2 separate regions of the Homo sapiens genome follow, and region 1 is linked to region 2. Evidence: chromatin loops called from intact Hi-C (ENCODE). Cell type or tissue: endothelial cell of umbilical vein. All regions are shown on one strand.

Region 1 (2,500 bases), 330 kb after region 2:
GAGAACAGCGTACCATTGATGGGCTATTGTCAGAGCAGCTGCTGTGTCAGTGGCATCTGTGGGCTCTCCAGGCGAATACACAGCCACCCTGATACATCCATGGCCAAAGGCAAAAGAGCAACTTCTCCTCTCTGTGGCAGCAGATGCCCCTGTTCTTCAGTTGATGAAAAAATCCTAGCAGAGGAAAAGGAAAGACAGAGGAAAGGAGATTGTTGGGTTGTTAAGAGATATGAGCAGGAGGGAGAGGTTGCAACCCACTTCTCCGCCCGCTTTCTGCTGGCCCCAGAGAACCCTATACTGTGAGCTCAGTTTGTAACTAGCTTATTCACCTAGGGATGACTCTATTGCAGGGCTAGGACAGAGAGGACTGAGGCACTGGCTTCGTTTAGTCTTTGGTGCATTTGATCTCACCTATAAAAGGAAACAAATGTGTGTCCTTTATTTGTCCCCAACTACTTTTCATTTGCTTAAGACAATCCTCTTCCTATATTTTGCAAAGAAAAAGGCAGAGCACTCTGCCTCATGGAAGGCAATGGTATCAGGGCCAGCTTTTTTTTTTTTTTTTTTTAACTGAGGCCACTGCAGTAGCTTTTATCTACTCACAGTTCTTTCTGGAGTCAAGGCCTCTGGCTATTTAAGCCATCTCCCTTCTTAGCAAGTTAAGATTGGGACAAAACAATTATAATTCTAGAACTTGTCAGCTTGAATCGAACCATCACAAACCAATCACACAAGGCTGCTCCCTTCAGCCCAATCGTTGAGATGATTTTCCCACGACCTGGAATGGACTTTTTAGATCCTTTGGAAAGAAAACTCACCGGCAAGTACATCTCTCTGTCTATAGGTCCTTTCTATCCAGAAATTTGTTGAGATCATTGGTAGTGGGTGAAAACATGTCCTTTAGGGAGAAGGTTTTTTAGACCAGAAGCATTAGTTATGGAGGTTGTCATTGTTGTTGTTTCTTCCAAGGAAGAGAATAAAAGTGTAATCACACTAGGTCATGTGTAAATTTATGCTGTTTTTACTGGCTCTTAACCCTTTTCCTTCCAGGAATTGTTAAGTTCCTTTGCAGTCATATATCAGCCCTTGGGTATGTTCTCACCAAGGGTGACTGTTTGACGGTAAGGTCCCCTCAGTAGACCAACAGAATACAAGTCAGGTCATGGAACTGATTCCCTGGAAATTACGTAAGAGAAATAAATACCCTGGTTTTTGTACAGAGAGGAAATTATGAAATCGAGCCTGAATCCATAGACTCTCTTAAATTCTCCTGTGAGAAAATTTTTGCTTGGTTCGAGGGGGTCTTCAGTGGAATTAGGGGTAAAACCTTTTGTATGAGAGATCTCCAGTTTCTAAGTTGTTTGAAAGGGGCTGCAGGTCAGGCTGCCTTCTGATGGAGACTCGGAGGGGTTCAGGAGACAGGAGCGAGCACAGAACATCTGTCAATGCTTAGAGCTCTTTCTTTTTTTCTTTGGTTTTATGTCATGACCTGTAACTCAACTCACAGAGAATTGCTTTCCATTATGGAGAAATAATTCCAACAATGATTTTTTTTTCTTGCTGACTGGATTGTCTCACCCTGTGGGGGTATGGCTTGGTTTTATATTATCAGGCATGTTTGGTGCTTTTTCTGTGTGTTGCTTTGATAGGCAACGCTTTTCAGCGGAGGCTGTGGCTCGAATCATGCAGGTCTTGAGCTGTATTTTCAGAGATGAACCCAGTGCTAAATCGTGGTAGTAATATAATTCACAGCACTCTGCGTGGATCACCGGCTATTTTGGGGTCCCAATCCCCTTTATGTAGGACTTGAAATAATGTACGGACTATGGAGAGAAAAAAAAGGAACAAAGGCAAGCAATGCTTAAGGAAAGAAGATAGAATACAGGGAGGAGTAAACTCATTTCTGTTTAATTCACTTAGAGAAGAGCATTGATTCATTTTGAACCCAGGATTAAAATGACTTGTATAAATTTCCATTATACTGTCTGGATTTTGAAACTATGGATACGGCATTGGGGACTAAACCTGTTGGGCTAAATGATACTTTGATCAGGTAGATGTTCAGATTGCTTCTGAAAAAAAATTTAAATAATATGTGCATTGTCTTTTAGTCTAAGGGAACTGCTTAAATTATGTGTACTTAGCTCATGTTTTACTGACATGTTGAAGCTGTTTAGCCTTACAGCTTTACAGATTGTTCTACTTTTCAAAAATACTGAGAGTTGCCAGTGTCTATTTTGAATGTTTCATATTTTAGTGCATAATAAATATGTGTGTAATGAGTGAATAGGTGACTTTTTAAATTGCAAAATGTAACTGGACTCTAAATACCATAAAATCAAGATCATGAAGGCAGGTTATGAGAAAGAGTCTTAGAACTGACCACAGCTCTTCTGTTAGAACTAAGCAACTGCAAATCAAATCTTAGCCCTCTTCATCTTTTGATAAGGTTTTTGGATGTGTCATCATTGGGTCAACAGATATAATTGTATATGTGCAT
Region 2 (2,500 bases):
TTTATAGTCTTGTCCCAAGGCCAAACTAATTTTCCTCCCATAATCAGAATAAAGTCTGAAGGGATATGGGTCACCTTGGTATTTTGCAGCACATTACACTGGTCAGCTATATGGGTGATACTGTTATTATTGGAATGGATGAACAGGAAATGGAAAATCTATTGGAAGTCTTGGTAAGATATATGCACTTGAAAGGATTGCCAACCTAAAAAACAAACAGAGGCTTTCTAAAAGAAAACACTTATTTGGGAATAAAATATTGCGATGGGAATATATGCATGCCATAGTAAATATGTGCATATTCAGGGAGGTAAAGGAAGACAAAGGTTTTTAAAGGGAAAAACTCAGGAGTATTACTTAATTGTTTTGAAATAATTATCCTTTGTAACAAAGATCAATAACAAGAGTGACGACAGTCGAGGTTAGGGAGGCAGTTGCTGGGCAGATGTCCTGGCAGAAGTATATTTTGTGTAAAGTTATTGTGGTCTTTGTGAAGGTTGTGGATTGTCTCATTTTTGTTGTTGTTGTTATCAAGCATACAAGTGTGAGAATCCTCTCTTCATGGCCTTCACTGGCCCTATCTGTCAGGATTTTCTTAACATTAGTGACTCCTTCTGACAACTTTCACAGGGTGGTAGATAAACCCTATGAAGGTACAGGTGCCCATTATGTCACTAAACTTTCTAGGAGTCCAGAGCCTAGAACATGCCAGGACAACCTTCAAAGCACCCCCTCCACCTCCAAGGCGAAGGAGAAAGCATGTTAGTCCTGTTTGGGTTCTGAAGTCTACAAATTTGTAGCATATGAGATTTCTGTTTTTCTTCCTCTGTGTTTCAAAAATAGACTGTGCCCTTCAGCACCTAAAAAATAATGAAATAACGTAATAATATTCATAATAAAGAATAGCATCTCATGCCAGGATTTCCAATATATCCTGCCTTTGTTGGTGGTCAGCAGTAGGAAGCGAATCCCTATTTTCCTCAGCCCAGTCATCCTCAGAGGACACTGGCAACGGGCCACTGTAACCACAGGGAAAATTAGACATATGACAAAGCTGGAGGCTAAAAATAGAATTCCTTTCCGATCAGCTTGTTCTATGCAATGCTTTTAATCTGGGGCTACCCTTCGTATGATCACTCAGTCACATGGACTAATCTAGTATCATCAACATCAAGGGAATTTCCAAGACACTTTACTATAGCAAATGAAATTCCATTTTTAAAAATAGGAAAACAATAGTGGTGTTCAGACGTTTTCCTGGATATTTTCTGGGGAACCTTCAGGGCTACTAATGTGTTTGTCTCTCAAGTATGCTTTAAGTTATCTTTGCTTGGTTCATAGACTCTTTTAAATGTCTGACTTATAACCACATCCTCAAAATACATTCATAAATACATTTGCCCAGCTTTGCCTACAGTTTCAGGTAAGTAGCAGAACTCCTGAAAAGCCCTGGGCTTTATAGACTCCCATGGGTAAGAAACGCTGCGTTGGACAATGTTTTTCCATGCCATGTATTGAATTGACATCTAAGCCAGCAACATTAATACAATGATCTAAAAAAGAGCTTTAGACACTGCAGCTATTAAGGTGTGAAAATTCTAGTTAGCAACAGGGACATCCTCTGCTGGAGATGAAGTTCTATGTTTTGTTATACTGAGCTGCTGAGTAATTCTTGTTTGTTCAGAAATCAAAATCCATATTCTTCTTTCATTGATTGTAATTTCAGTGGGGGCAAACAAGTGATATTAAAAGTTCGAGCTGTTGCTTAAGCCTTTAGTTATTGATATCATTATAAGATCAAGTCATTATTTATTATTTACTTTGGCTTGATAAATAGACTTGACGTATATGCTTACTTATAAGTTCCTCCTGAAATCATGCTATGATGAAATAACTAATAATGGCATTTAAAATAATAATGGCTATAGGTAATGAGTACTTATATGCAAGCATTGTGCTAAATGCTTTGGAGGCATTGTCTCAATGAAGTTGTACAATAATTCTCCCAGGAGGTAATATTATTCACATTTTACAGATGAGAAAGCAGAGGTATAGGGAGGTAAAGTAACTTGGCCAAAAGTCTGTATCTAGTAAAGTACAATGCTAGGATTTTGACCACAGGTCTTTTCCATTCCTAAAGCTTTGTATTAAATAGCTATGATATAATGCCTTTTTTGTAGAAAAAGAAAAAAGATAAATTTAAGAAAATCTTATTTATTATTTTTTCCTTTATTCATACAAGAGGATTATTTCTTTATTCACACAAGAGGATTTTCTTCATGAAAACTTAAATGTTAATGTTATTGAACTATAGCTTATAGATAATCAAATACAACTTACAATATTGCACATAATCATGTGTCTCTTTTAAATGTTTAGTTCAACTTGACAAATGTATACATCTGTATAACCACCTTCTAAATCAAGGTACAGAATATTTTTGTCACTGCAAATAGTTTCTTTATGACTGTTTGCAGTCTCCCACCTTTAGCAATCAGGT

Evidence for each region. Hi-C counts contacts between places; a loop is a spot of excess contacts. Peaks named below come from ENCODE experiments on the same cell type or tissue, not always from the same donor. Only the 100,000 strongest peaks of a DNase experiment are listed, where the experiment ranks them.
Region 1: it touches region 2 in a loop (8-fold over the local background); 3 of 110 quality-filtered maps call a loop at or near these places.

What each region holds. Positions count from the first base shown.
Region 1 is chr17:70,157,260-70,159,759 of GRCh38, forward strand. It overlaps LOC105371882 (a long non-coding RNA gene), which reads right to left and starts at 986. Exons shown (of 4, transcript XR_934953.3): 1 at 819-986; 2 at 14-174. In endothelial cell of umbilical vein, no CTCF peak of the experiment used is centred here; DNase peaks (open chromatin) are centred at 1,082 and 2,452; H3K4me3 peaks cover 1,267 bases; H3K27ac peaks cover 2,500 bases.
Region 2 is chr17:69,827,233-69,829,732 of GRCh38, forward strand. The region is part of intron 3 of LINC01483 (long intergenic non-protein coding RNA 1483); the gene reads left to right. Among named protein-coding and RNA genes, the nearest start is that of LINC01497, 130 kb to the right of the region's middle. In endothelial cell of umbilical vein, no CTCF peak of the experiment used is centred here; a DNase peak (open chromatin) is centred at 1,029; H3K27ac peaks cover 1,555 bases.